Regions from separate parts of the Homo sapiens genome. Here region 2 is linked to region 1. Evidence: chromatin loops called from intact Hi-C (ENCODE). Cell type or tissue: Caco-2. All regions are shown on one strand. Links, peaks and the distances in the headings refer to the core of each region. The heading gives the core; the rest is flanking DNA. Region 1 has its middle 76 kb from the start of LSM14A. Region 2 has its middle 110 kb from the start of SUNO1.

The links. A loop is a pair of places that touch in the nucleus more often than their neighbours do. Peaks named below come from ENCODE experiments on the same cell type or tissue, not always from the same donor. Only the 100,000 strongest peaks of a DNase experiment are listed, where the experiment ranks them.
Region 2: it touches region 1 in a loop (14-fold over the local background); 2 of 110 quality-filtered maps call a loop at or near these places.

Annotation. Positions count from the first base shown.
Region 1 is chr19:34,090,338-34,101,936 of GRCh38, forward strand. It overlaps the pseudogene RPS4XP21. Among named protein-coding and RNA genes, the nearest start is that of LSM14A, 76 kb to the right of the region's middle. RefSeq lists an enhancer at 9,849-10,018. In Caco-2, for the core only: a CTCF peak has its summit at 6,170 (motif pointing left); no DNase peak of the experiment used is centred there.
Region 2 is chr19:34,012,178-34,023,776 of GRCh38, forward strand. It overlaps the pseudogene RPS4XP23 and the pseudogene RPS4XP20. Among named protein-coding and RNA genes, the nearest start is that of SUNO1, 110 kb to the left of the region's middle. In Caco-2, for the core only: no CTCF peak of the experiment used is centred there; a DNase peak (open chromatin) is centred at 6,574.

The sequences.
Region 1 (11,599 bases), core at 2,348-10,347:
CCATATCATGCCACTGCCCTCCAGCCTGGGCAACAGAGCGAGACTCCATCTCAAAAAAATAAGTAAGTAAAATATAGTTGGGGAGAATAAAGAGAAAACAGCAAAGGACTCTGAGCAGTGACCAGTAAAGTCGAAGGAAACCCAAGAGAGTGGCATGTGTAAAGCCAAGTGGAGAAATGTTCTCCAGAAGGGAGTGACGAGCTGTGTCCGATGCTGTTGGGGTGTCAAGTACCATGAGCAAGTGAACTGAACAGGTGCAGGGAGGTCACTGGTGACCTTGATATGAGAGGTATTGGAGGAGTGGTGGAGGTGACGCCCCACTGGAATGGGAGGAGAACTGGAGACAGTGAAGATGGATAACTCAAGGATTTGGGCCATAAACAAAGCAGAGAAATGGATGGTAATTGGAGAACATGGTGCAATGAAAGGAATTCACTCATGATCCACATAAGCTAATGGGAATATTCCAGTAGAGAAGGAAATATCCGTTGATGGTGCAGGAAAGAAAAGAGGGAATTGCTTCAGTGGGTCCTTGAGAAGGCAAGAGGGGAAAGGATCTGGCGCCTGGTCAGGGGCGGGCCTCAGACAAGAGCCAGAAAGTCCATCTACAGTAACAGGAGCAGCGTGCCTGGGCACAAAGGCAGGAACATGGATAGATGTGTCCCACCATGCTCCGGCCCTCCCTGCTGCACTGCTGATCAGGCAGGTTGTAATTACCACCCTGTGTGTCTGCCTGTGTCTCCAAGACCTATGAGAGAGAAAGACCATGTAGGTCAACATCGCACTTTCAGTGCCCAGGACAAAGCCTGGTGCAGAGCAAGCACTCAACAAGTATGGTGAATGGCTCCTTGCAAAACGAGACAATATCGATCTTACCTGGCAGATATTAAAAAATCATAAAGGTAGAAATTGTAATGCAATGTGGCAATGGCACAAGACAAAACAGACAGATCAATGGAACAGAATTTAAAAACTAAAAAACGCCGGGTGCAGTGGCTCACGCCTGTAATCCCAGCACTTTGGGAGGCCGAGGTGGGTGGATCAGTTGAGGTCAGGAGTTCGAGACCAGCCTGGCCAACATGGTGAAACCCCGTCTCTACTAAAAATACAAAAATTAGCTGGGCATGGTGGCACATGCCTGTAATCCCAGCTACACGGGAAGCTGAGGCAGGAGAATCACTTGGACCCAGAAGGTGGAGGTTGCAGTGAGCTGAGATCACACCACTGCACTCCAGCCTGAGAGACAGCGTGAGACTGTCTCAAAAAAAATAAAAAATAAAAATCTGGCCCGGCACAGTGGGTCATGCCTGTAATCCCAACACTTTGGGAAGCTGAGGCAGGAGGATTGCTTGAGCCCAGAAGGTGGAGGCTGCAGTGAGCCGTGATTATGCCACTGCATTCCACCGTGGGCGACAGAGTGAGACCCCGCCAATAAGCAGTAATGGCATAAAATGCTTAACAAATGCTGTCAATACAACCTGATACAATAATACAAATATTCAGGAAAAATAATGTTTGCTATGTCATATGACACACAAAAATGAATCACCAGCCGGGCATGGTGGCTCACGCCTGTAATCCCACCAATTTGGGAGGCCGAGGATCACTTAAGGGCAAGAGTTCAAGACCAGCCTGGTCAACATGGTGAAACCCCCACCCCCAACCCATCTGTACTAAAAATACAAAAATTAGCTGGATGTGGTGGTGGGATTACAGGCATGAGCCACCACGCCCAACCAGAAAGTGGTTTCTTGAGATGGAATCTGCTCCTGGTGAAGATGCTATGAACATTGTTGAAATGACGGCAAAGGATTTCAAATATTCCATAAACATAGTTGATAAAAAGGTGGTAGTGTTTGAGAGGATCAACTCTAACTTTGAAAGAAGCACTATATGCAATGATATCACACAGCACTGCATGCTACAGAGAAATATTTTGTGAAGAAGCCCATCGGTGTGGCAAATTTTATTGTCTTATTTTAAGAAATTGTCACCCCAGCCTTGCAACAACTGCCCTGATCAGTCAGCAACCATCAATATCAAGGCACGACCCTCCACCAGCAAAAAGATTATGACTCGCAGAAGGCTCAGAGAGATGGTTAGCATTTTCTAGCAATAAAGTATTTTTACTTATTTTTTTAATCATGCCATATTATTTTAAATTACATACGAAGATCTAACATGTCACCCACAGACCATTTCATCCACTGCTCTGTTTGGCTGCAGTCTCTTGTCTCTCCCTTCAGCAATGGTGAAGCGGATACCCTTTCCTCGGGGAAGAGAAATACATGGTTTGTTGCCCTTGTCAATAACAAAAATGATGGAAAAGCTGTTGCTGTTGGCATCTTTCACGTGAATCGTGTCAAAAGATCCAGGGTGCCTCTCTCTATTGGTGATCACACCAATTCTTCCCCAGTTAGCACCTCCAGTCACCAAACACAGGTTACCAGTGTCGAACTTCAAAGCAGTGATGTTGCCAGTCTCCAAATCAATCTGAATGGTGTCGTTCACTTTAATGAGGGAATCAGGGTGGCGGATAGTGTGAGCATCGTGAATCACCAGGTGAGGGGTTCCTTTTGTGCACACAAAGATTTTTCTCATTTTGCATAACTTGTACTTGACTTCCTCAGGTGTAACACGATGTACAGCAAAGCGACAATTGATGCCATAGATCAGACGGAAACCCTCTCCCGTCTTGTCAATGCTGATGACATCCATAAATCCAGTAGGGTAGGTTATATCAGTTCGAACCTTGCCATCTACCTTAATGAACCACTGCATGCAAATCTTCTTCACTTCATCTCCTGTCAGGGCATATTTAAGTCTGTTCCTCAGGAAAATATGAGGGAGACACTCTCTCAGCTTTTGGGGACCAGTGGATGGACGAGCAGCAAACACACCAGTCAATTTATCCAGCATCCAACGTTGTGGAGCTGCTACCCGCTTCAGATGCTGCTTGGGACCGGAAGCCACAGCTGTAATAGGCACAGAAAGAGGACCTCCCATCTTCTATGCACATAGAAACTGGGAACCAATAAAGTATTTTTACATTAAGGTATGTAGGCCAGGTGTGGTGCCTCACGCCTGTAACCCCAGCACTTTGGGAGGCCAAGACGGGTGGATTACTTGAGGCCAGGAGTTTGAAACCAGCCTGGCCAACAAGGCGAAACCCCATCTCTACTAAAAATACAAAAATTAGCCGGGCATGGTGGTGCACGCCTGTAGTCCCAGCTACCCGGGAGGCTGAGGGTGGAAAATTGCTTGAATCTGGGAGGCGGAGGTTGCAGTGAGCCAAAATCACACCACTGCCTTCCAGCCTGGGCAACAGAGAGAGACTCCATCACAAAAAAAAAAAAAAAAAGAATAAACATATGAAAGAAAGTTTAGCTATTGTATTAGTCTATTCTCATACTGTTATAAAGAAATACCTGAGACTGGGTAATTTATAAAGAAAAGAGGTTTAATTGGCTCACAGTTCTGCAGGCTGTACAGGAAGCATAGCAGCCTCTGCTTCTGGGGAGGCCTCAGGAAGCTTCCAGTCATGGCAGAAGGCAAAGGGGGATGGAGGCATCTCACATCGTGGCAACAGGAGCAAGAGGGAGGTGGGGGAGGTGCCACACACTTTAAACAACAAAATCTCTCCAGAACTCACTATCATGAGGACAGTACCAAGAGGAAACCCATCCACATGAGCCAATCACCTCCTACCAAGGCCCCACCTCGAACACTCGTGATTACAATTCAACATGAGATTTGGGTGGTGACACAGATCCAAACCATATCAGCTATAGTAATAATAAAATTGCAAATTCAAATAACTTGATTCAAGTCTTGCAATGCCCCCTTCTCAATTAGGCTTACCTTGGTTTCTCTAATTAAAACTGCAACCCTTGGCCAGGCACAGGGGCTCACACCTGTAACCCCAGCACTTGGGTAGGCCAAGGCAGGAGGATCACTTGAACCCAGGAGTTCGAGACCAGCCTGGGCAACATGGTGAAACCCTGTCTCTACAAAAAAAATACGTCTGGGCTTGGTGTCATGGGCCTGTAGTCCCAGCTACTTAGGAGGCTGAGGCAGGAGGATCACTTGAGCCTGGGAGATGAAGGTTGCAGTGAGCTGAGATCATGCCACTGCACTCCAGCCTAGGTGACAGAGCAAGACCCTTTCTCAAAAAATAAAAATAAAAATGAAAACTGCAATCCTTGGCCAGGTGTAGTGTCTCACACCGTTAACCCCAGCATTTTGGGTGGCTGAGGCAGGAAGACTGCTTGAGCCTAGGAGTTAGAGACCAGCCTGGGCAACACAGGGAGATGTCACCTCTACAATAAATTTAAAATTAAAAAACTACAATCTTCTCCACTCCCTACTCCTTTAACTTGCTCTGTTTTTTTTTTAACTATAGCACTTTTTGCTTTCTAAAATGCTAAAGGATTTACTTATTTATAACATTTATCATGTATGTACATGTCCTCCACTCAAATATAAGTTTCATGAGATCAGAGGTTGTTTTTTTCAATAATCTATCCCAAGCACTGAGAATATGCCTAGTACATGGTTAGTAATCAATATCTATGTGTTGAATGAATGCAGCAGATTGACAAAATAATAATACCCACGGTAGGCAAGAGTGTGAATAGTCAGACTCATGTACTGTTAACAAGAGAGTAAACTGATTAAATGAACTATATACATTCATACTCGAACATACTAAACAACCATTGAAAGTGATATTGTGCAGTGTGGCAAAATACAATTACACTCTGTTCCCCAGGCTGGAGTGCAGTGGCGCAATCACTGCCCCCCACCGTCTGGACCTCCTGGGCTCAAGTGATCCTCCCACATCAGCCTCCTGAATAGCTGGGACTACAGGAGCAAGCCACCATGCATTGTTAATTTCTTTTTTTTTTTTTCATTTTGTAGAGATGGGGCCTCACTAGGTTGCCCAGGCTGGTCTTGAATTTAGAACTTTTTAGTAAAGTTCCCATCACATTATCATGGGAATAATACAAATTATAAAATAGCATGTACAATCTGTTTCCAAGGAAAAAGTGTGTACAACAAAATCTTATCTATGAGGTGAGATTACAAGTTGTTGTTTTTGTTGCTGTTGTAAGACAGAGGCTCGCTCTGTCGCTCAGGCCAGAATACAGTGGCACCATCCTAGCTCACTACAGCCTCGAATTCCTGGGCTCAAGCAATCCTCCTGCCTCAGCCTCCTGAGGAGCTGGAACTACAGGTGTGCGCCACTGTGCCCAGCTAATTTTTTTTTATTTTTTGTAGAGACAGGGTCTTGCTATGTTGCCCAGGCTGGTCCCAAACTCCTGGGCTCAAGCAATCCTCCCACCTCAGCTTCCCAAAGTGCCGGGTTTACAGGTGTGAGCCACTGCATCTGCCCTGCCACATTTATTTTCTACAATGAATATGTGTTAGATGTATAGCAAGCAAGGGAAACATTTTTTAAAAGGAGAAAATAGAAACTACCCGGTTAATACGCATAGGCTTTCCTGTTTTAACAAGGATATCGGAAGAGTAAGAACATATTTTAGAAGATTCACTCTGCAGTTACATTAAATGGAAACCAGCAAGCAAAGAGAAATGGGTAACCAAATGTAGGCTATTTAAATGTCCTCTCTATTGTCTGTAGTTTTTAAACTGCAAAAAGTAAAAGTGTGTATGAAATAAATTGTATGAAAGTTTCTGGATTTAAAAAGCCCATTCTCTTCTCAGGAAGACCCGGATATCCTTCTGGAAAGAAATTCACGAATTCTGACCATCCTTGAAGCCAAACTCAAGCCCGCTGGCCTCACACGAATCTGCCTGTTACTCCTTAATAAGACAGGACTTCCTTTGGGCTTGGGCTGGGATCAAATGGTGCTGTGTGAAAGCCACCCATTCCTGCCAATCACACAACCCCTGTAAACAGCACGGCTTATTGTGAAAATTAATTCAGGGAGCTTAAACTCCACCGAACAGAAGGGTTTAAAAAGAAAAGAAAAAAAATTCCCGTGGTTTAGAAAATACTAGATGCATTATGACCTTCGGTATGAGTCCCAGGCTATGTGCATTATACCGGCAACACCCGGGAAAACATAAGCTGTCTTTTTTAATCCATCAGATAATTACACCGACTACAAGGACATTTTGGCAACTACTAGAAAATACTGCCCTCTGGTGTTAAGGTCATTCCACACTGATTAACACAACAAAAAGGAAAAAAAGAAAAGCCTTTCTTAAATACAAAAACCACTACCTTCAGGGACTTATGTTTTTGACTTGCAAAAAATCTGAACACAAAATCCCAAAGGATTTTACGGGTATATATTGTGGACACCTTCCCCACTGTGCCCGGAAAATACCTACTAATGTTATTACAAGCTGTCTCAGTCAATTCATGTCAGAGGATCTCCTCTCCAAGAGCTATATTCAGCTGTCTCTTGAACAAAACAAAACCAAAAAGTATTTTCAAGAGCTTCTGTGGGGGAGAAGTTTCTGGAAAATAAACTAAAGATTATTTTCACAGAAAATTTTCTACTAATCCTGGTAGGAAGAATAGAAAGAAGAGCAATATTACGATATTTTATATATTATAGAAGTCTTTAAAAATGTGAGACAATTTTTATGAAAAACAAAATAGCCACATTAATAAAGAAGCTGGCAATCATTGGCTTTATATTGATCATCTTATTCCTGCTTAAAGGTACTTCAAGAATAAGATAGAAAGGAGGTTCTGTCGTAGCTCTCCGCTATAAGAAAATAAAACTTTAAAAGGGTGGGGCGTGCCGTTCTGATGGTTACACACACAAGAATTGCATGCACAAATTCAGCAGTCTTGGCTGGGCATGGTGGTTCACACTTGTAATCTCAGCGCTTTCAAGCCAAAGCCACCATGCCCAGCCTTTTTTTTTTTTTTTTTTTTTCAGATGGGATCTCATTCCGTTTCCCAGGCTGGAACGCAGTGGCGCAATCTTGGCTCACTGAAACCTCCACCTCCTGGGCTCAAGCGATTCTCCCACTTCAGTCTCCCTAGTAGCTGGGACTACAGGTGCCCACCACCATTCCTAGCTAATTGTTTTTTGTATTTTTGGTAGAGATGGGGTTTCACCATGTTGCCCAGACTAGTCTCGAACTCCTGAGCTCAAGTGATCTGCCCGCCTTGGCCTCCCAAAGTGTTGGGATTACAGGCGTGAAGCCACCATGCCCAGCCCATGATCTTTTGTAGAGATGGAGCCTCACCGTGTTGCCAATAAAAGAAACCAAAGTTCCATGGAGAAATGACCGATTCTAAGACTGGGGCAGGAAATACACAGGATAAGCCAGGAGCACCTACTAGTACCAGAAAGTAGGAAAGTGCTCAAAACAAACAAACCAAAAAAAAGCCCACATCAGTGGGGAGACGTCAAAGGGTCACAGGATCCAACTGAAAGAGATCCCAATAGTCAAAACTGGAACAACTTGAGTAACAAAATAAAATAGATTGGATCATAACCCAAAGCATGGAATAAACACCCATGAGTCCACACTGATATTAATGATTGAATAAATAAATGCAGTTCTCCTTCCGCATCCACTGCAAATTGGTTCCGGGACCCCCATAGATACCAAAATCCATGGATGCTCAAGTCCTTTATATAAAATGGTATCGTATTTGCACATAACCAGGACACATCCCTCTGTACACTCTAATTATATTTAGATTACTTATAATACCTAATACAATAGAAATGCTAGGTAAATAGCTGTTCTGTGTTGCTTGTTTTATTTGGTTTTTGTTTTGGTTTGGTTTGGTTTTGGTTTTTTTGTTTTTTTGTTTTTTGTTTTTTGTTTTTGAGATGGAGTTTCGCTCTTGTCACCCAGGCTGGAGTACAGTGGTGCCGTCTTGGCTCACTGCAACCTCTGCCTCCTGGGTTTAAGCGATTCTCCAGCCTCAGCCTCCTGAGTAGTTGGGATTTCAGGCACCCACCACCACGCCTGGCTAATTTTATATTTTTAGTAGAGATGGGGTTTCACCATGTTGGCCAGGCTGGTCTCAAACTCCTGACCCCAGGTGATCCACCCGCCTCGACCTTCCAAAGTGCTGGGATTACAGGCGTGAGCCAGTGTCCCCGGCCAGTTTGTATGAATTTTTACTGGGTTTCTTTCCCTAATATTTTTTATCTGTGGTTGGCTGAATCCACGATGTGGGATCAGAGAATACAGAGGGCTGAGTGTAGAAGGGGGAGAAGAGACACGTCTTCCATGCGGAAGAAGTTCAATGAATTCTCACAGATACTCCACCCCCACAGAGGTGGAGCATAACTCCTCACTCCTGAAGTGTGGCCTGCATGTAGTGACTTCCTTCCAAAAATGGGAGAAGAGTAACTTTACAGTAGAGAAACCTGACCAACACTATCTCTGGCAGGTGATTAAGGTCAATGCCAACAGTGATAAGTCATATTGATAGTACGGTCATGCACTACATCATGACATGAGTTATATCATTATAATCATGGTGAGTTGTATAATTACTTCATCATATATTACAATGTAATCATAATAGAAATAAACAGCACAATAAATATAAAGTGCTTGAATCATCCCCAAACCATCCCTCAACCCCCACCCTAGTCCATAGAAAAATTGTCTTCTGGTCCAGCGTGGCTCACACCTGTTATCCCAGTACTTTGGGAGGCCAAGGTGGGTGGATCACTTGAGGCCAGGAGTTCAAGACCAGCCTGGCCAATATGGCGAAACCCCTCCTCTATTAAAAATACAAAAATTAGCTGGACATAGTGGCGCACACCTGTTATCCCAGCTGCTCGGGAGTCTGAGGCACAAGAATTACTTGAACCTGGGAGGCAGAGGTTACAGTGAGCCAAGATCTGCCACTGCACTCCAGCCCGGGTGACAGAGTGACACTCTGTCTCAAAAAAAAATAGAAAGAAAGAAAAATCATCTTCAATGAAACCGGTCCCTGGTACCAAAAAGGTTGGGGACTTCTGTGTTAAGGGATCTGCTTCATTGAAAGCGATGAAACTAACAAAAATTCATGGAAGTTCTCTATCAGATGCAGAGAAACTTCTAATGACCTGGATTGAAGACCAAACACAGACACATATCCCTCTCAGCACCGTGACAATCACCACCAAAGCAATGTCGGTTTGCAAGGTTGAAAGCAAAGGCTGGACCTGACTGTGGTGTTGAATTTACTGCTCTGGGTATTTCAAATGATTCAAGAATCCTTACTCCTTACATAAAGTGCAAGTTAGTGGTGAGTCTGTGGGTGCTGTTGTGAAGGCAGCAGAAGAATTTTTGGAAACTCTGGATGAGCTGATTGTGGAGGAAAATTACTTGTCACAGCAAATCTTCAATATGAATGAAACCTCCCCATTCTGGAAACGAATGCCTGAAAGAACTTTCATTCATAAGGAAGCCAAGTCAATGTCAGGTTTGAAGACTTTTAAGGACAGAGCAAGTCTTGCCTGGCAACAATGTTGCAGATTACAAACTGAAACCCTTTATGAGGACCCCAGGGCCTTCAAGCCTGTCAATTAGCACACACAGCCAGTGCACTGCAGGAGCAATAAGAAGCCACAGATGACCCAGCTCCTCTTCCAAGAGGCCCTCCTGAATTACTCTGCCAGTGAGATGGAGAAGTACTGTTTGGAGAATAATATATCTTTCAAGATTGGCTTATTGATAATGCTCTTCTTCTTCTTTTTTTTTTTTTTTTGTCATTTTCATCTCAATATCAAAGTGGTGTTTCTCCCTCCAAATACCACCTCTTTGATCCAACCAATGCATCAAGGAATTATAACAGCTTTTAAGACTATTACCTAAGGAGGACTTTTGCCCAGGCTGTTGCTGAAACTGAGGAAGACCCTGAGAAGACATGGATGTAATTTTGGAAGGATTACAACATCTATTACTGTGTCAAGCACTTTGAGCTTGGGCTTGGGGTGATGCCACCGAGGAATGTATGAATGGCATCTGGAGGAAGACACTCAAGAGGTTTTTCCATGATTTCAAAGGATTTGCCAAGGATGAGGAGGTTGCAAAAGTCAACAAGGCTGTGGTTCAGATGGCAAACAACTCTAATCTGGGTTTGGCTGAGGATGGCATTGAGGAGCTCCTAAAGGAATGAGGAGTTATTGGAACTGGGACAGGAACACCTAGCTGAAGAAGGGGCAAGAGCAAAGGGAGCTGCTGGAGAAGGAAAAGAACTCTCAGGAAAACTCACAGTGAAAAGGTTGACAGAAGCTTCTGCAGACTTCAGCAAACTCCTTAAGAAGTTTGAAAGAAGGAAAAGAACTCCCAAGAAAACTCACAGTGAAGGGGTTAGCAGAAGCTTCTGCAGACTTCAGCAAACTCCTTAAGAAGTTTGAAAGAAGGAAAAGAACTCCCAAGAAAACTCACAGTGAAGAGTTTAGCAGAAGCTTCCGCAGATTTCAGCAAACTCTTTAAGAAGTTTGAAAACATGGACACCCAACACCAAAAGGTTTTTATTAACAGACAGAAATGTTCATGGTGCATTATCTGTTTATAGGGAAATCTATGTTAAAGAAAAGAAACAAACCAAGCAAACCACCATGGACATATTTCTGAAAAGAGTGACCCCACCTCAAGAAGATCTCAGGAGGGTCCTTCAGGAGGTACCCAGAAGAAGACATTGTTATCACAGGGGATAATGCGTGTGTTACTGCCCCTGAAGACCTTCCAATGAGACAAAATGTGGAGGTGGAGGACAGTGACATTGATGATCCTGACCCTGTGTAGGCCTAGGCTGATGTGTGTGTTTGTGTCTTCATTCCTAATAAAAAAGCTGAAAGAATTTTTTAAATTTTTTTAAATTAAAAATAAAAGGCCAGGTATGGTGGCTCATGCCTTTAATCCCAGCACTTTGGGAGGCCGAGGCAGGCAGATCACCTGAGGTTGGCAGTTTAAGACCAGCCTGACCAACATGGAGAAACCCTGTCTCTACTAAAAATATGAAAAACATTAGCCGGGTATGGTAGAGCATGCCTGTAATCGTAGCTACTCAGGAGGCTGAGGCTGGAGAATCGCTTGAACCCAGGAGACAGAGGTTGTGGTGAGCCGAGATTGTGCCATTGCACTCCAGCCTGGGCTACAAGAGCAAAACAACGTCTCAAAAAAAAAAAAAGAAAGAAAGAAAGAAAAGAGCTTATAGGATAAGGATACAAAGAAAGACGATAGGCCGGGCATGGTATTTCACACCTATAATCCTAGCACTTTGGGAGGTCAAAGCGGGTGGATCACCTGAGGTCAGGAGTTCGAGACCAGCCTGGCCATCATGGCGAAACCCCGTCTGTACTAAAAATACAAAAGTTAGCCAGGTGTGGTGCCAGGCACCTGTAATCGCAGCTACCCAGGAGTCTAAGACAGGAGAATTGCTTGAACTCAGGAGGTGAAGGTTGCAGTGAGCCAAGATTCACACCACTGCACTGCAGCCTGGGTGACAGAGCGAGACTCTGTCTTGCAAAAAAAAAAAAAGACAATATTTTTGTACAGCTGTACAATGTGTTTTAAGTGTAATTACAGAAGAGTCAAAAAGTTAAAAAAATAAAAAGTTGATAAAGTAAAAAGTTATTGGAAGCTAAGGTTA
Region 2 (11,599 bases), core at 2,148-10,147, 78 kb before region 1:
ACACACACACAGCCTCCTCTATTGTCAACATCTCCTACCAGTGTGGTACATTTGCTATAACTGACGAACCCACATTGAAACAGTATTGTTGCCTGGAGTCCATAGTTTACATTAGGGTTCATTGTTGATCTTGTACATTCTATAAATTTGGGCAAATGTGTAATGACATACATCCACAATTGTAGTATTATACTAAATAGTTCCATTGCCCTAAAAATCCTCTGTGCTCTGCCTATTCATCTTTCTGTCCTTACTAACCCCTGGAAACCACTGACTTGTTTACTGTCTCCATAGTTTTGCCCTTTTCAAAATGTCATGTAGTTGGAATCATGTAGTATGTAGCCTTTTCAGATTGGCTTATTTTACTTAGTAATATGCATTTAAGCTTCCTCCAGGTCTATTCATGGCTTGGTAGCTCATTTCTTTTTAGTGCTGAATAATATTCCATTCTCTGGATGTGCCAATCTATAAAGACTGAAAGAGGTGCCTACTTCTTCAAATGCACAGACACCAACACAAGGCCACAAGGAGCATGAGTAATCAGGGAAACATAACACCACCAAAGGAACAACATAAAGCACCAGTAACCAATCCTTTAAAAATGGAGATCTATGAACTGCCTGATAAACAATTCAAAATAATCACTTAAAGAAACTCAGTAAGCTGCAGATAATACAGATAGATAACTAAACGAAATCAGAAAAACAGACTTAGAAGCTTAACAAATAGAATAGAAGCCATAGAAAAGAACCAGTAAGAAATTCTGGGCCTAAAGAACACATGACTGAACTGAAAAATTTCATATAGAGTTTCAACAGCAGACTTGGTCAAGTAGAAGAATATATGCAAATCAATAAATGTAATATACACATTAACAGAATAAAGGATGAAATCACATGATTATCTCAAAAGATGCAGAAAAAGCATCTGGCAAAATTCAACATCACTTCATAATTAAAAACTCTTAACAGATTAGGTGAAGAAGGAATATACCTCAACATGATAAAAGCCATATGTGCCAAGCCCACAGCTAACAACATACTCGATGGCGAAAAGCTAAAAGGTTTTCTTCTAAGATCTGGAATAAGACAATGATGCCAATTCAATTTAATAAAGGCATTCAAATAAGAAAGGAAGAAGAAAAACTGGCTCTGTTTGAAGAGGTTGCATACAGAAAATTCTAAAGACTCCACCAAAACATGTTTAGGGCTAATAAATGAATTCAGTGAGGTTGTGGGATACAAAATAAACACAGAACAATCAGTAGTATTTATATACACTAACATCAAACTATCCAAAAAGAAATCAAGAAATGATCCCATTTATAATAGCAATAAAAACATAAGATTCTTTTTTTTTTTTTTTTTTTTTGAGATGGAGTCTTGCTCTGTCGTCCAGGCTGGAGTACAGTGGCACAATCTCGGCTCACCAAAACCTCTGCCTCCCGAGTTCAAGCAATTCTCCTGCCTCAGCCTCCTGAGTAGCTGGGATTACAGGCATGAGCCACCATGCCCAGCTAATTTTTATATTTTTAGTAGAGACGGGGTTTCACCATGTTGGCCAGGCTGGTGTCAAACTCCTGACCTCAGGTGATCCACTGCCGCAGTCTCCCAAAGTGCTAGGATTACAAGCGTGAGCCACTGTGCCCGGCCAAAAAACATAAGATTCTTAAGAATAAGTTTAACCAGGGAGGTGAAACATCTGTACACTGAAAATGATAAAACATTGATTAAAGAAATTGAAGAGGAAACAAGCAAGTGAAAAGATATCCTATGTTCAATAATTGGAACAATTAATATTGTTACAATGTCCATAATACCAAAGCTGTCTACAGATTCAGTGCAATTCCTATCAAAATTCCACTGGCAATTTTCAAAGAGAAAAAAATATTAAAATTCATATAGAACTGCAAAAGACCCCAAATAGACAAAGCAATCTTGAGGTAAAAAGAACAGAGCTAGAGCAAGAACACTACCTGACTTCAAAATATACTACAAAGCTACAGTAATTAAAACAGCATGGTAGTGGCATAAAAACAGACACACAGACACAGAGGAACAGAATAGAGAGCCCAGAAGTAAACTTACACATTTATGGTCAATGGATTTTTGACAAAGATACCAAGAACACATAATGGAGAAAGGGCAGTCTCTTCAACAAATGGTGCTAGAAAACTGAATATCTACATGCAGAAGAATAAAACTGAACCCTCATCTCACACAATTACAAAAATCAACTCAAAATGGACTAAAGATTTAAACATAGACCTGAAACTGTAACACTACTAGAAGAAACATAGGGAGAAATATCCTTGACGTTGGTGTGGGCAATGATTTCCTGGATATGATCCCCAAAACAAAGGCAACAAAAGCAAAAAATAGACAAACAAGATGACATCAAACTAAACACTTCTGCACAGAAGAGGAAATAGTCAAAGAGTGAAGCAACATCCTACAAATGAGGAGAAAATATTTGCAAACCACACATCTGATAAGGAGTTGATATCCACGCTATATAAGGAACTCAAATAACTCAAAAGCAATAAAACAAATAACCTGATTAAAAAATGGGCAAAGGATCTGAATAGATATTTCTCAGAAGAAGACATACAATGGCCAACAAGTGTATGAAAAATGCTCAACACAACTAATCGTCAGGGAAGTGCAAATTAAAAGCACAACGAGATATCACCTTAACATCTGCTAGAATGGCTGCTATCAAAAGACAAAAGATAATGAGTGTTGGTGAGGACGTGGAGAAAGGAAACTCTTGCACACTGTTGGTAGGAATGTAAATTAGTACAGACATGACGGAAAACAGGATGGACAGTCCTCAAAAACTTAAAATAAGAGTTGTTGTATGATCCAGCTATCCTACTACTGGGTATATATCCAAAGGAAATGAAATCCGTATGTCAAAGAGATATCACACACTGCCATGTTTACTGCAGCATTATTCACAAAAGCCGAGATATGGAATCAATCTAAGTGTCCCTCAAAAGATAAATGGATAAAGAAAATGCGGGTGTGTGTGTGTGTGTGTGTGTGTGTATACATACAATGAAATTCTATTCAGCCTTTAAAAGGAAAAAAATCATGCCATTTGCAACATTGTGGATAACCTGGAGGACATTATGCCAAGTGAAATAAGCCAGGCACAGAAAGGCAAACACTACATGATCCCACTTATACATGTGGAACTCATAAAAGCAGAGGATAGAATGGTGGTTCCCGGGGTGGGGTGGGGCAGGGGGATGAGGACATGTCAGTCAAAGAGTACAAAGTTTCAGCTAGACAGGACGAATAACCCCTGGAGAGTTAATGCAAAAATGGTGACTATAGTTAACAGTAATGGATTGTATACTTGAAAATCATTAAGAGCATAGATCTTCAATGTTTTCACCACAAAAAAAATTGCATGATAACTAAGTGAAGAATGAATATGTTAATTAGCTAATTGTGTTAATCATTTCTCAATGTGTGTATATATACTTATTTATATATAGCAAAATATCATGTTGTATACTGTAAATATATACAATTTTTATTTATCAATTATACCTCAACAAGCTGGAAGAAACAAATGAAGTTAATTCTCTTAAAAAATAACATCTCCTCTTGCCAGGCATGGTAGTTCACACCTGCAATCCTAGCATTTTGGGAGTCCAAGGCAGGAGGATCGCTTGAGACCAGGAGTTCGAGACCAGCCTGGGCAACATGGCAAAACCCTGTCTCTACAAAAAATACAAAAATTAGCCAGGTATGGTGTTGCACTCCTGTTGTCCTAGCTACTCAGGAGGTTGAGGTGGGAGGATTGCCTGAGCCCAGGAGACAGAGGATGCAATGAGCCGAGATCGCACCACTGCATTCCAGCCTGGGCGATAGAGCAAGACGCTCTCTCAAAAAAAAAAAAATCCTCTTAAAAAGATAGTTTTATGTATCTACCTATGTATGTATGTATGTACCTATGTATTTACCTTCACTTTCTTCCTAAACCTCACTAAAATTATAGTAAAGTTATTTTCTCAAAAAAATAAAGAAATATCACCATAAACCTCAAGAAGAGAAAAAAATAACAACACATTTTTAGAAACTGGAAAGCAAATGAAGAATGACTTTGCAGATACAAGAATCCAAATCTTGACCCGAGAACTTACCTAATGTACACCACACTGCCCTCCAAATCCTTCCATCTGTGCAAATCCCATTCATGAAGGCTTCCTTCTTTTCAACATTAGCAAGATTCCAGCCCGCCCTCAATTCATTTTAAAATCCTGCCTCTATGACCCCAATAATAATAACAAACCTTTACCTATAGAACATTTGCAAAGTTCCCCCATGTAATGACAAGACTTTTTAAAAAACAAAAAAACACAAAAACAGGATCTCACTGTGTTGCCCAGGCTGGAGTGCAGTGGCATGATCTCAGCTGACTGCAACCTCTGCCTCCTGGGCTCAAGCGATCCTCCCATGTCAGTTTCCTGAGTAGCTAGGACTACAGGTGCATGCCACCATGCCCAGTTATTTTTTTTTTTTTTTAAGAGACAGGGTTTTGCCATTTTGGCCAAGCTGGTCTTGAACTCCTGGGCTCAAGTGATCCTCCCTCCTTGGCCACCAAAAGTGCTGGGATTACAGGTGTGAGCCACCATGCCTAGCCATCAATCCTTATTTTAATGGATTGGCTTTAGCATTTGATGGTTCTCAGACAAGATCAGGCGCATTCAGGGTGGTATGGCCATAGACTATTTGATGGTTCTCAAATTGTTTCTTATTGTTCAATATTATTTCTCCAGTTTGAGTGTAAATGTCTTAAGAAATGAATTTCCATTTTATCCAGCACTAAACTTTTTCACAGCAACAGACTACAAAGAGGTAATCAGTAAGTACCCGCAGTTCCTAGAAGATGCACCTACTGATAATCATTACAGCCAACTAACTAGTGTCCAATTAGCAGTCAAAAATAACAGTAGCAAGTCTCTGTAGCCATTTTTAAGCCTTGCCTCCAAAAAATATGCCATTTGTCCTGTATGACAGCAGGTGGCATATCAGAGACCCATCTTTCCACGTACTGCAGGGTGACCTGCCTGGTTTAGCATTTAGCAATCAGACTTTTTTATAGCAATAAACCCCATGCTGAGTAGGCAACAGATGAAAAAAAAAAAAAGATGCCTTTTATGGCACTTCATGATAATGGCTTTATTGCCAAAAGCCGTATTAGCAGAAGATGAAAGATTCAATTTATAATCTCCTGAATGTCTGGATGTTCAGCCTGTTTCTGCCCAAGAAGAGATCAGTGCCCGTGGAAGATGTATTTGAAGGACAATCCACAGTCTATTCCGCTCTGCCGAGAAAGAGTCCACATTCTTTTCCCTTTCAAGCCAAAAGGAGGCAAAAACAACCAAATGAATGAGTTCATGCCGCTCTGAACTTCAGCGCCAGAGTGAAGCGTTGAGATTTAGGGCCACCCGACTCCTTGTGACGATCTAAAAGTCGCTTAGAACAATTCACAGCAATGTCAGAAAAAACTTCCTGCTTTTTGAGACAACAAAACCAGATGGAAAACTGCTAAAATGGCTCAAGTATGTGGCACTTTTATAATGTTTATGTGGCTCTTGTAAAAAAGCAGCTTTAATTGACTTTTTTGCTTCCCATGTCCTAGTTCTGTCAAAATCTCTTCTGGTTTTGGGGGGGGACTTAAATGAGAGAACACACCATTCAGAATATACTGTTAATTACTATAATTCAGAAACAATGTCCTCCTTCTCTGGTCCTTGCCAAAAAGCCAAGGGAGAAAGGCAGCAGAAGGGAAAATTTAAAATAAAGCACATTTCTAAAGACGGCATTGAAAACAAAGCAAACAGTGGAATTGCACTGGCAAGAAATTTCACTGGGCCGGGCACGGTGGCTCATGCCTGTAATCCCAGCACTTTGTGAGGCCAAGGCAGGCAGATTGGCTTGAATCCAGGAGTTCAAGACCAGCCTGGGCAACATGGTGAGACCTAGTCTCTATAAAAAATACAAAAAATTTAGCCAGGTATGGTGGCTCATGCCTGTGGTCCCAGCTACTCAAGAGGCTGAGGTGGGAAGATGGCTTAATCCAGGGAGTTCAAGGCTGCAGTGAGCTGAGATTGTGGCACTGCACTCCAGCCTGGGCAACAGAGCAAGACCTCATCTCAAAAAAAAAAAAAAGGAAAAGAAAGAAAGAAAATTTCACTGGGAGCACCCACCCCTTTGTGTGACCTACAGAATACCACTAAATATCTCTGTTTCATATCATCTTCATATAAATAAGGAAGTTAATACACTTCTACCTCAAATACCAAATATCAGTGCTGAAGGAGAACTTGATACCTTATTTACTTACCTTATTCTCTACATGAAGTATCTCAAAAGGTGTTTTGCAAATAAGTGCTATTCTTCTCATCCTTAGAAGGTATAGGTAATGGATTTAAAAAACACACAAAGAGATAAAAACTCTTTCACTTTCTTTATGAACAAATTTGACCTAGGGTTAACTTTTTAATCCTGTTCCCCTGGAAACCTGATAAAGGTGGAATGTCGGCTGTGTCACCAGGCTGTCCTTAGATGACAGAAGGAGGTAAAGAGATGAGCCCATGGAAGACTGAGTAAGTAGTGCTAAGTATGGCTGATATGGGGCCATGGGTCTGGCTAGACCTCAGAAAACCCCCAAGATGGAAGCTTAATAGAACAAAATCAGTATATAGATTTAAATTATGGGTGTATTTTAGTCATTTAATCATTACTGTTTTCTCTTTTTTCACCTTTTTTATTTAAAAAAAATTATTTAAAAGTCACCACCACCAAAGTCAAGAAACAAATAAGACAGGCATGGTGGCTCCCATCTATAATCCCAGCACTTTGGGAGGCCGAGCGGGGAGGATCGCTTGAGCCCAGGAATTTGACACCAGCCTGGGCAATATGGTGAAACCACGTCTCTACAAAAAAAATACAAACATTACCCAGTGGCTGTAGTCCCAGCTACCCAGGAGGCTGAGGTGGGAGAATCACTTGAGCCCAGGAAGTCGAGGCTGCAGTGAGCCAAGATTGCACCACTGCACTCCAGCCTGGGCAATGGAGTGAGACTCTGTTAAAAAAAAAAAAAAAAAAAAAAGATAGAAAGAAGAAAAAAAGAAAGAAAGAAAGAAAGAGAGAGAGAGAGAGAGAAAGAAAGAGTTAAACCAGCCCACCCCAAAATCCCTCCATGTTCCTTATCCCAATGTCAACCCCTCCCACTCCACTAAAGGAATGAAAGAAATGACCATCCTGGCTTTTTGTAATGATCACTTCCTCGCTTTTTTGAGGGAGAAGGGGGTGATTTTATCCTTAGGTATGCACCCTAGACACTATAGTCTTGCCATTTTTTAAAATGTTGATGTGTATTTTAGGTGTCTCCTCATTTTGCAGAATCCCTCCATCCCTTTGTTTTTACTGTAATTTATCTGTTGAAAACCCTGGGGCCTTTGACTCGTAGTTTTTCACAGTATGGCTTTGCTGATTGATACTGTTGGTATAATTCAACATATTCCTCTGTATTTCTTGCAAATTGGCAGCTGGTTCTAGAGGTTGGATCAGACTCAGGTTCAGTCCCTTTAGAAATACCATAGGTGGTGGTGAGTTCTTTCATTAGGAAACAAATAAAATCCGACGATTTTTCTTTTTGTGACGTGAGCAGCTGTTAATGCACAATGCCTAAATCCATTAAAATGTGATATTCTAATTCTGCCATTTCTTTTTTATTCATTAGTTAGAATATTTTTATAATTAAATACACTCCCTCTTCTACCTCTGGTTGCTATTGGACCAGATCACCTAGGAAAGACAGGATGAATGCTTGAATCTTTCCCTTTATTTACTAATTTTAAGATCATGGAGGCTCACACCTGTAATCCCAGAACTTTGGGAGGCCAAGGTGGGCAGATCACTTGAGCCCAGGAGTAGAGGACCAGCCTAAGCAACATGGTGAAACCCCGTCTCTACAAAAAATACTAAAGTTAGCCAGGTGTGGTGGTACACGCACATAGTCCCGGCTACTCGGGAGGCTGAGGTGGGAGAATCCCTTGAGCCCATGAGGCGAAGGCTGCAATGAGCTGAGATCGCACCACTGCACTTCAGCCTGGGTGACAGAGTGAGACCCCGCCTCAAAAAAAAGATCATGTATTGGATTCCTGTTGTCCTCCGAAGGAGAGTAATCCGGTTTTATTTTAAAATCATAATAATCTGTGAATTTAAACATATTTTGATGTTTTGATATATTATAAATATTTCTCTTATTTTAGCTCACATGGTCCCAAATTTGGCAATAGAGATCTTTTTCAAATTAACTCCTGAGTCCTTTTGACATGATCTTAAATTCTCTGCTAACTTCCTCACTATTTACTATAATAAAATGTTCCTGTTTTATTTTGTGCATCTGCTTTCTTTCTTTCTTTCTTTCTTTCTTTCTTTCTTTCTTTTCTTTCTTTCTTCTTTCTTTCTTTCTTTCATTTTTTGTTTTTGTTTTTGCTTTTTTTTTAGACAGGATCTCACTTTGTCATCCAGGCTGGAGTGCAGTGGTGTTATCATAGCTCACTGCAGCCTCGACCCACTGGGCTCAAGACATCCTCCCACCTCAGCCTCAGATCTTCTTTGCCTATCTGCAAAACATTTGTAACTTCTTCTAGAATTTCATCTCTTTCCTCCTTTATTTTCCACATTTTTCTCCTTTCAACTATTTTAAAGACATTATCTGTTGTTCTATTTGCATGTATATTCCTCCTAATTTAGTCTTTATTTCTGATTTTTTTTTCTTCTGTTTTTAGGGGTTTTTCTCAGTTCCATAAGCTTTCCTGCTGGTCTAATTCTGACTTATGTTGTTCTTGCATGTCTTATAGTAGCTGGGACTATATAGTCCTGAGTAGCTGGGACTACAAGGCACATGCCATCACTCCTGGCTAATCTTCTTTTTTTTGTTTTTTCTGTAGAGATGGGGTCTCTCTGTGTTGCCCAGGCTGGTCTCAAACTCCTGGGCTCAAGGGATCCTCCTGCCCCAGCCTCCCAAAGTGCTGGGATCACAGGTGTGAGCCACCCTGACCGGCCCCATTTTGGACATTTTCTACCCCAGATCTGGAATCAGCCATTTATCCAAGAGCTCTGATTTCTTTTAGTGGGAAATGGTATTTTAAAACTAAAATCTGGGCACGAGAGATGCGCATTGCTAGGTCTTTTCATTAGTCAGAACAAGAAATATACATACACATACATACACATAATATTTTTTAAATAAAATACCTCGAGTTATATTGATAACTTCTCATTTAAATCAAAGTTTTTTAACATCTCTTCTGAATTACATCTATGTTTCTTTTCTGCCATACTGGGAACCCCAGTTCTTTAAAACACAAAAGATAATATAGTTGGAATATCTCATAATTTTCTGGGATGCAACAGTTTAATGGTATTAATACAGCCACCTCCAACCTTAAGGGGGTGCTAACCTGGGAAGAACTGGTGTTATCACCGACAGAAAGAGGCACCCTGGATGTTTTGACGTGGTTCACGTGAAAGATGCCAACAGCAACAGCTTTGCCACCCAGCTTTCCAACCTTTTTGTTATTGGCAAGGGCAGCAAACCATGGATTTCTCTTCCCCGAGGAAAGGGTGTCCGCCATTCAACCCATTGCTAAAGGGAGAGACGAGACTGTGGCCAGAGCAGTGGGTGAAATGGTCTCTGGGTGACATGTTAGATCTTTGTACATAATTAAAAATAACATGGCATGATTAATTTTTTAAAAGGCTTTAACTGAAAACAGTTAAAAATGTTTTTGCATATGACTGCTCCTGTCTCCCCCTATTTTTTTAAAGCTGTGCTAAATTTACAGTGTCAGAACATATAGCCAACATACAGCCATTACAAGCCATACTCTTTCTTTTTTCCTCTCATTTAGTCCAAGGTCTATAAGTAACTTATTCTGTTGTCTATCTAGTCTTTTGGGTTGTCTGAAGATTTTTTTTCTTGTAGATTCCTCAAGAAAGGTTCATGGAAGCACTATTTTCTGAGTTCCTGCAGATTGATAATAGTAATCTTTATACTTAAAAATCAGTTTTCCTGGATATGACATCTTTGCCTCTCATTTTATTTCCTTGAGTATCTTAAACATATTTCTCCATTTTTTTCTGGCATAAAATATTGCTGTGAAAAAAATCTGAAAATAATTTAATTGACTTTCTCTTCTAAGTCACTTGCTCATCTTGCTGCAATAAGCAAATGATTTTTTTTTCTTTCTAGTTCAATTATTTGACTAGAATATGTCTAAGTGTTGATCATTTTGAGTTATCCATTCCAGGATCGATATTCTCAAGTACATGGTGAGCTCTTTCTTTTTTTTTTCATTAATCATTCCATGTTATTTTTAATTACATGCAAAGATCTAGCATGTTACCCAGAGACCACTTCACCATTGCTCTGTTTTACCCACTGTTTCACCCACCATTTCACCCACCACCAGTCTCTTGTCTCTCCCTTCAGCAATGGTGAGGCGGATACCCTTTCCTCGGGGAAGAGAAATCCATGGTTTGTTGCACTTGCCAGTAACAAAAATGTTGGAAAGCCAAGGGGCAAATCTGTTGCCATTGGCATCTTTCACATGAACCACATCAAAAGATCCACGGTGCTTCTTTCTGTTGGTGATCACACCAATTCTTCCCAGGTTAGTATCTCCAATCACCATACACAGGTTACCAGTGTCAAACTTGATGAAATCAGTGATCTTGCCAGTCTAAACAGTGTCATTCACCTTGACGAAGGAGTCAAGGTAGTGGATGGTGTGAGCATCGTGGAACCAGGTGAGGGATTCCTTTTGTGCCCACAAAGATTTTTCTTACTTTGCACAACTTGTACTTGGCCTCCTCCAGTGTAATACAATGTACAGCAAAGCGACCATTGATGCCACAGATGAGACAGAAATTCTCTCCCGTCTTGTGAATGCTGATGACATCCGTGAATCCAGCAGGGTAGGTTATATCAATTTGGACCTTGCCATCCATCTTAATGAACGGCTGCATGCAAATCTTTACTTTGTCTCCTATGAGGGCATACTTAAGTCTGTTCCTTAGGAAAATATTAGGAGAGACACTCTCTCAGCTTGTGGGGACTGGTGGTTGGACAAGGAGCAAACACACTAGTCAATTCATCCAGCATCCAATGCTGTGGAGCTGCTACCCGCTTCAGATGCTTCCTAAGACCACGAGCCACGACTGTATTAGGCACGGAAAGAGCATGGTGAGCTCTTTCAACATGCAATTCCAAATATTTTTCACTTCAGGAAACTTTTCTGAAAGTATAGTTTTCAGTGTTTGTTTTCTATCCTTGCCTTGGTTTTCTTCTTCAGGGACTCTTATTACGTAGGTGTTGGATCTTCTTTGCCTATCTGCAAAACATTTGCAACTTCTTCCAGAATTTCATCTCTTTCCTCCTTTATTTTTCACATTTTTCTCCTTTCAACTATTTTAAAGACATTATCTGTTGTTCTATTTGCATGTATATTCCTCCTAGTTTAGTCTTTATTTCTGAATTTTTTTTCTTCTATTTTTAGGGGTTTTTC